Regions from separate parts of the Homo sapiens genome. Here region 2 is linked to region 1. The links are chromatin contacts, found by Hi-C or POLR2A ChIA-PET in ENCODE. All regions are on one chromosome and are shown on one strand. The core of a region is the stretch at or near the end of the contact, and the rest is flanking DNA. Distances in the headings are between cores, read along the strand shown.

Region 1 (4,057 bases), core at 734-3,233:
AAGGCCGGCGGATCACCTGAGGTCAGGAGTTCGAGACTAGCCTGGCTAACATGGTGAAACCCCGTCTCTACTAAAAATACAAAAATTAGCCAGGCTTGGTGGTGGGCGCCTGTGGTCCCAGCCAGTCAGGAAGCTGAGGTGGGAGAATCACTTGAGCCCGGGAGGCAGAGGTCTAAGTGCCGAATGGGTTCAACTTGCCTGCTGCCTAGAGAGAGCCAATTTATCAAGACAGGGGGAGTGCAATAGAGAAGGAGTAATTCACGCAGAGCTGGCTGTGCGGGACACAGGAGTTCTATTATTACTCAAATCAGTCAGCCGGAGCATTTGGGGATAGGAATTTTTAAAGATAATTTGGAGGGTAGAGGCTTGGGAAGTGGGGAGTGCTGGTTGGTCAGGTTGGAGATGGACTCACGTTCAGACTCTTCTGTTCCTGGCGGGCATGGCAGAACCGGTTGGGCCAGATGACCGGTCTGGGTGGTACCAGCTGATCCATCCAGTGCACGCTCTGCTAAATATTTCAGGCACTGATCTTTGAGCTTAGGTTTTTGTTGTTGTTGTGCTTTTTGAGACAGAGTCTTGCTCCGTCACCCAGGCTGGAGCACAATGGCATGATCTTGGCTCACTGCAACTTCCACCTCCAGGGTACAAGCGATTCTTCTCCTTCAGCTTCCCAAGTAGCTGGAACTACAAGCGAGCGCCACCACCCCAGGCTACTTTTTGTATTTTTAGTAGAGACAGGGTTTCACCATACTGGCCAGGCTGGTCTCAAACTCCTGACCTCGTGATCCACCCGACTTGGCCTCCCAAAGTGCTGGGATTACAGGCGTGAGCCACCACACCCGGCCTGATCTTAGATTTTACAATAGTGATGTTATCCCCAGGAGCAATTTGGGGAGGTTCAGACTCTTTTTTTTTTTCAGACTGAGCCTCGCTCTGTCGCCCAGGCTGGAGTACAGTGGCTCCATCTCGGCTCACTGCAACCTCTGCCTCCCAGGTTCAAGCGATTCTCCTGCCTCAGCCTCCCGAGTAGCTGGGACTACAGGCGCCCGCCACCACGCCCGGCTAATTTTTTGTATTTTTAGTAGAGACAGGGTTTCATCGTATTAGCCAGGATGGTCTCGATCTCCTGACCTCATGATCTGCCCGCCTCGGCCTCCCAAAGTGCTGGGATTACAGGCGTGAGCCACGGCGCCCGGCCAATTTCTAATTTTGCAGCTGATTTATTAGTCCTGCAAAGGCAGACTGGTCTTCAGGCAAGACGGGGGTTTTTTCTGGAAAGGGCTGTTGACTTTGATTCAGAGTGAAACCATGAACTGAAATCCTTCCCAAAGTTAGCTCTGCCCACGCCCAGGAATGAACCAGGACAGCTTAAGGGTGGGAAGCACGACGGAGCCCCTTAGGTCTCATCTCTTCCACTGTCATTTCCTCAGTGATAATTTTTGCAAAGGCGGTTTCAGAGGCCGCAGTGACGTGAGATCGCGCCACTGCACTCCAGCCTGGGCGACAGAGAGAGTCCCTGTCTCACGAAAAGAACTAAACGGAAAAAAAAAAAAAAAAAAAATAGGGCGGTGCCACGGCCTTCGGGGAAGCCGGCAGAGAGGTGCGGGCGCCCAGCCCAGGGCAGGCGGGCAGGGCTGAGGGCGCGGATCCCCAACCAGGCCCCGCGCACCTTCATGACGGTTCAGAACTGCTCCGAGGCAAACTCAGACAACTCTCTGAGGACAACGTCCGCCCCCGCGGCGCCCGCCTCTCTTCGGGGCCAGGGACCGGGGTGTCGGTCCTATTCGAAAGGGACGGAGAACTACATTTCCCGGCATGCCATCGCGCACTCCGGGCCTGCGACGGAAAGAGCTCTTCGCAGCCGAACGTCATTTCCGCTGCGCTACTGGGACCACGTTCTGTAGTCGTGAGCGGAGGCCTGGTATGGCGCCCGGTTTCCGGTTTCCGGCGACGGAAGTGACGCTATCACGGCGCGCCAAGGCGTCAGTCGAGGAGTCAAGGCAGCAATGAATCGTGTCTTGTGTGCCCCGGCGGCCGGGTGAGCTCCTCAAGGTCTCGGAGGGCCGAGGGCAGACACCGGCGGGCGGGCGGAGCGCTTACTGCTCTCTCTCTTCCAGGGCCGTCCGGGCGCTGAGGCTCATAGGCTGGGCTTCCCGAAGCCTTCATCCGTTGCCCGGTTCCCGGGATCGGGCCCACCCTGCCGCCGAGGAAGAGGACGACCCTGACCGCCCCATTGAGTTTTCCTCCAGCAAAGCCAACCCTCACCGCTGGTCGGTGGGCCATACCATGGGAAAGGGACATCAGCGGCCCTGGTGGAAGGTGCTGCCCCTCAGCTGCTTCCTCGTGGCGCTGATCATCTGGTGCTACCTGAGGGAGGAGAGCGAGGCGGACCAGTGGTTGAGACAGGTGTGGGGAGAGGTGCCAGAGCCCAGTGATCGTTCTGAGGAGCCTGAGACTCCAGCTGCCTACAGAGCGAGAACTTGACGGGGTGCCCGCTGGGGCTGGCAGGAAGGGAGCCGACAGCCGCCCTTCGGATTTGATGTCACGTTTGCCCGTGACTGTCCTGGCTATGCGTGCGTCCTCAGCACTGAAGGACTTGGCTGGTGGATGGGGCACTTGGCTATGCTGATTCGCGTGAAGGCGGAGCAGAATCTCAGCAGATCGGAAACTGCTCCTCGCCTGGCTCTTGATGTCCAAGGATTCCATCGGCAAGACTTCTCAGATCCTTGGGGAAGGTTTCAGTTGCACTGTATGCTGTTGGATTTGCCAAGTCTTTGTATAACATAATCATGTTTCCAAAGCACTTCTGGTGACACTTGTCATCCAGTGTTAGTTTGCAGGTAATTTGCTTTCTGAGATAGAATATCTGGCAGAAGTGTGAAACTGTATTGCATGCTGCGGCCTGTGCAAGGAACACTTCCACATGTGAGTTTTACACAACAACAAATGAAAATAAATTTTAATTTTATAATATGGGATTAGATGATTCCCTTTTTTTGCATCTAGTTTTTAAAAAGGGGGTATTTGGGCAGCTATTGTTTTTTATTTTAATCTCTTCTTGTTTACCAGAGCACGTAAGTTAGTTGCACCAGCAGCTATTTTTAAAAGTTTCCTTTTCCGGTCGGGCGCGGTGGCTGACGCCTGTAATCCCAGCACTTTGGGAGGCTGAGGCGGGCGGATCACGAGGTCAGGAGATCGAGACCATCCTGGCCAACACGGTGAAACCCTGTGTCTACTAAAAAATACAAAAAATTAGCCGGGCGTGGTGGCGGGCCCCTGGAGTCCCAGCTACTCCGGAGGCTGAGGCAGGAGAATGGCGTGAACCCTGGAGGCGAAGCTTGCAGTGAGTCGAGATCGCGCCACTGCACTCCAGCCTGCACGACAAAGCGAGACTCCGTCTCAAAAAAAAAAAAAAAGTTTCGTTTTCCTTTTTTTTTTTTTTTCCAGAGTGGGAACTGAGGAAAGAAACCTACATATATATTACCGAATAGTACCAGAAATGAGGAACTTTTGCAGTTTTCTGCAAAACTTTTTAAGCAAGGCAACCATTTTCTGAGTAGAATACAACTAGTGAGTATTTCTTTTCACAAATGATGGGCACTATTTTGGGTTACCTAAGTGATTGTTTTTTGTTTTTTTGTTTTGTTTTGTTTTGTTTTTATTTTTGAGACAGGGTCTCACTCTGTCTCCCAGACTGGAGTGCAGTGGCACAATTTTGGCTCACTGCAACCTCTTGTCTCCTGGGTTCAAGCAGTTCTTCTGCCTCAGCCTCCCGAGTAGCTAGAACTACAGGCTTGTGCCACCACACCCGGATAATTTTTAAATTTTCAGTAGAGACGGGCTTTTGGCATGTTGGCCAGGCTGGTCTCAAACTCCTGACTTCAAGTGATCTCTCCTCCTCGGCCTCTCACAGTGCTGGGATTACAGATGGGAGCCACCGCGCCCGGCCCCAGATTGTTTTCTCTTTTTTTTTTTGAGATTGAGTCTTGCTCTGTCACCTAGGCTAGAGTACAGTGGCTCCATCTTGGCTCACTGCAACCTCCACCTCCTGGGTTCA
Region 2 (4,057 bases), core at 1,134-3,633, 360 kb before region 1:
CAGCCTCCCACGCCTCAGCTTCCAGAGTACCTGGGACCACAGGCGTGCGCCACCATGCCCAGCTAATTTTTTATTTTTTTCGTAGAGACTGTTTCTCTATGTTGGCCATGCTGGTCTCAAATCTGACCTCAAGTGATCTGCCCGCCTCGGCCTCCCAAAGTGCTGGGATTACAGGCATGAGCCAACTTGCCCAGCCTAGGCCTTTTGAATTTTTATGTGCATATTTTCCCCGTTTAAAGAAAGCTTGGGGCCGGGCGCGGTGTCTCACGCCTGTAATCCCAGCACTTTGGGAGGCCGAGGTGGGTGGATCACCTGAGGTCAGGAGTTCGAGACCAGCCTGGCCAACATGGCGAAACCCTGTCTCTACTAAAAATACAAAAAAAATTAGCCAGGCGTGGTGGCGTGTGCCTGTTATCCCAGCTATTTGGGAGGCTGAGGCAGGAGAACTGCTTGAACTTGGGAGGTGGAGATTGCAGTGAGCCGTCATCGAGATTGTGCCACTGCACTCCAGCCTGGGCAACGGAGCGAGTCTCCGTCTCCCCCCAACAAAAAAACGAAAGCTTGGACTAGGTGCAGTGACTCACGCCAGTAATCCCAGCACTCTGAGAGGCCAAAGTGGAAGGATCATTTCGGTCCAGGAGGAGTTCCGCACCACTCTCAATAACGTATTCAGACCCCATGTCTACACATTAAAAATGTAGCCAAGCGGGGTGGTGCATCCTGTGGTCCCAGGTGCTCAGGAGGCTGAGGTGGGAGGGTCGCTTGAGCCCAGGAGGTCAAGGCTGCAGTGAGTTATGATCGTGCCACTGCACTTCAGCCTTGGCGACAGTTAAGACCCTGTCTCAAAAAAAAAAAAAAGCTTCTATCAATCTCAGTAATATCCTTACTTTGTAGTAAATCCGTCCTGATAATAAGGACAGGCTTTTCCAGGCTTCTCCTCTGGAATAAGACTCCAGCACTGGGCCAGGCGCCGTGGCTCACGCCTGTAATCCCAGCACTTTGGGAGGCTGAGACGGGCGGATCACGAGGTCAGGAGATCGAGACCATCCTGGCTAACACGGTGAAACCCCGTCTCTACTAAAAATACAAAAAATTAGCCGGGCGTGGTGGCGGGCGCCTGTAGTCACAGCTACTCGGGAGGCTGCGGCAGGAGAATGGCGTGAACCCGGGAGGCGGAGCTGGCAGTGAGCCGAGACCGCGCCACTGCACTCCAGCCTGGGCGACAGAACGAGACTCCGTCTCAAAAACAAAAGACTCCAGCACTCGGTTTCTAATCTGTCAGAGTTGTGCTGCAAGACCTTGCTGTCCGAGGAATGTTTTCCTTTTGGTATCGGACTCGAGGTCTCTTAGAAGATAAATGCGGCTCCCACTACTCAGGAGGGCCCACGGCGCTGATCTGGCGAACGGATCGTCCCCACTGGTGTGAATTCTGTCCCGCGCAACTTACACTTTTCTGAACACTGAGAGCGCCACTTCCACAAAGAACTTAAAAGCATGTGAGATTCTGGCGTCCGTCTTACTTTCATGACTGCGCGCGTGTGATTTATTTAGAGACAGGGTCTCGCTCTTGCCCGGGCTGCGGTGCAGTTGCAACCGCGACCTCCAGGATAGCGGGGCCCACAGGCGCCACCGCGCCCGCCTACAACGCGGTGCTCAACAAAGTTAACTTTAAAAGCTCCCCCAACTCCACGACTCAGGCCCTCCGAGATCACGGAGCTTCCACATCGAAGCAGGAGCACGCGGGAAACGACCCTGTTTAGAAAATGCCCGCGCCGCGGCCTCTGGCCCGGCCCAGCCACGCCGGCCGGTGATGGTCGCACCGGAGGCGCGCGACGCAGCGAGGCCGCCCCGGGAAGGGACGCGGCGGGGCCCCAAGCGAGGCCCTGGAGCGGCTCCGCACCCTGGCCCGCCACTCACCGGCCGCCGCCTCCATCCCGCCGCCTCCAGGAGCTCGCGGCTGCAGTCCGCTTACGCCCGCGGGCCGTCAGCCTCCCAGCTAGAGCGAAGGGCCTTCCAACCAATGGGCAGTGCGTGCCCGCCCGTGGCTCTTCTTGACAGGCCTAATCCTGCTGTCCCAGCCAATCAGCTTGCCGGAGGAGCTCTCGATCCGGTCCCGCAGGTTCCGGCGCAGACGATGACACGGACCTACTTTCCGGTCAACGCGGCCTGCGGTACCACCTCCCACCCGGGTCCAATGTGCGCGCGAGCTTTGTCTCCAACCGCTTGGGAACTGACCAATAGGAACGTTGGATTAGGACTGACAGTTCCTGAAACCTCTCGGCAATAGCTTTGTCACCCGACTCCCGCCCCCTCTCCCGAAGCTCCGAGACAGGTGTGCCCGCCCCTCGCCGCCGGAGCCAATGGGCGCAGGGGGCGGGGATTGTTTACGTCTCGCTCCGGGGCGGAAAGTGGGTCAGGGCCGGGCCGGCGGAGCGCGCAGCGGGGGCTGCAGGTGAGTGGCGGGGCACGGGCCGACGTCTCGGGCTCTGGGCGGGCGCGCTGACCTTGCGGGCGCGGCGGTAGCAGCGCGGCCAGGGCGCCGCCTTTGTTCCTCTCCGGAGGGCCGCGCCCGAGAGAGGCTTCCCCGGTGCCGCCGACTCCGGAACCCGCGCGCCCGCGGGAGGGAACAGCCAGGCCGGGCTGCCGCCGGGGAGGGCGGCTCCCGCTGCACACGCGCTCGCCTGGGGCTGGGCAGGGTTCGGCGGTCCGGGCGCCGCGATCCGCCCCGGCCTCCCTGGAACCCCACCCGGGGCCCAGCGGGCGTTGCCAGCCGCGAGCCCGGCGCAGGGGTCGGCCCTGGAAGGCTAGGCGGGAACCCCGGAGCTGGCGAGGGAGGTGCCAGGCAGGTGGCCTGGGAAGCGCAGACCTGGCCCTCGCAGCCTTTTGCATTTTATACCATAACAGCGGCCAGCGCTGAGCAGGTTTTAAGATTTGTGTTTCACGAGGAGCCCTGGCGGTAGCGAGCGGAGGGGAAGGCGAGCTGCGCGGCCCAGGAGACGGTGGCGGGAGGAGGATGCAGGCGGGTGCGGCGGTCGGGCCGGGCGTGAGGGGAAGGTGTCGGGGAGCGGTCACGGTGCTTCTGGCATGAGGAACTGGGAGGCCGGAGATGCCATTTGTCAAACCGGACGACAGAGGAGGAGCGAGTGGAGGTTTTAGATGCCTGCGGGACAGGCGGGCGGGGCAGCCAGGTTCGTGAGGTGGAACCGGAGAGAGGGGCTGGGATTCGCATTCCGGAGTCATGGGTGTCTGGGTGGCGTTTCACAGGATCTACCTGGGTTTTATTGAGCTGCTCAGATCCTGGAGTGAGGTACGGGCTCCTGAAGCGTTCTGGAGCCCTGGCTGGGCACCGGTGCGGCCCCTGCAGTCCCCACTTTGAGTGGGTCCGTGGCCCAGCCTGGAAGCTCAGGGCTGGGAGTGCTGTGAGTCTTCCTTTGCCCAGAGCCTGTGTTTTCTTCTAGATTCTTTCCACCATGGCCAGACGCCCCCGGAACAGCAGGGCCTGGCACTTCGTCCTGAGTGCAGCCCGCCGAGACGCAGATGCCCGGGCCGTGGCTCTAGCAGGCTCCACTAACTGGGGCTACGACTCTGATGGGCAGGTAGGTTCCAGCGGGCGAGGCGGACGTGGCTGGCCTAAGGTGTGGAGATGCCCTAGGCAGGCAGGCAGACATTACCTGAACACGGAATCAGTCGGAGAAAAAGATGCTTCTGAGGCTAGAGGACCAGTCCAAACCTGGGCCTGTCTCCTGGATGCACCGCATTCAGTAAGACTCTTTAATTTGGCAAAGGACACACACAGCCTCAGGGGTGACAGGACCTCAGAACACACTGCATTCTTCACTGTGCTTTCTCCTCTGAAACACATGGTGCATGGAGAGGTTGGCAGTTGCTTTTGGTTCATTCAACAGAAATTCTCCACTACGGGGCTGGGCACTGTGGCTCACACCTATAATCCTAGCACTTTGGGAGGCTGAAGCTGGAGGACCACTTGAGCCCAGGAGTTTGAGACCTGCCTGGGCAACATGGTGAAACACTGTCTCTACAAAAATTTAAAAAATGT

Evidence for each region. Hi-C counts contacts between places; a loop is a spot of excess contacts on that map. ChIA-PET counts read pairs that join two places held with the same protein, here RNA polymerase II (POLR2A). Pooled maps may share reads with other maps.
Region 2: a map of CD8-positive, alpha-beta T cell shows a loop between it and region 1 (21-fold over the local background). The contact joins the promoter of SPSB3 here to the promoter of UQCC4 in region 1. A Hi-C loop is called at or near these places in 15 of 168 maps with a recorded cell type or tissue (B cell, CD14-positive monocyte, CD4-positive, alpha-beta T cell and 9 more), 27 of 37 single-sample maps with no recorded cell type and 28 of 50 pooled maps. POLR2A ChIA-PET finds 5 or more read pairs at or near these places in 27 of 52 experiments (A549, B cell, CD4-positive, alpha-beta T cell and 22 more).

What each region holds. Positions count from the first base shown.
Region 1 is chr16:1,418,673-1,422,729 of GRCh38, reverse strand. It overlaps UQCC4 (ubiquinol-cytochrome c reductase complex assembly factor 4), which reads left to right and starts at 1,983. Exons shown (of 2, transcript NM_001272051.2): 1 at 1,983-2,038; 2 at 2,118-2,978. The coding sequence starts at 2,007. The coding sequence ends at 2,484. RefSeq lists enhancers at 1,291-1,693, 983-1,836, 1,810-1,969, 2,220-2,269, 2,280-2,349 and 1 more.
Region 2 is chr16:1,780,897-1,784,953 of GRCh38, reverse strand. SPSB3 (splA/ryanodine receptor domain and SOCS box containing 3) reads left to right here and starts at 2,383. Exons shown (of 7, transcript NM_080861.4): 1 at 2,383-2,452; 2 at 3,459-3,596. The coding sequence starts at 3,471. EME2 (essential meiotic structure-specific endonuclease subunit 2) reads right to left here. Exons shown (of 8, transcript NM_001257370.2): 8 at 3,252-4,057. NUBP2 (NUBP iron-sulfur cluster assembly factor 2, cytosolic) reads right to left here and starts at 1,994. Exons shown (of 7, transcript NM_012225.4): 1 at 1,918-1,994. The coding sequence starts at 1,933. RefSeq lists silencers at 1,052-1,278, 1,706-1,915, 2,416-2,775 and an enhancer at 2,056-2,205.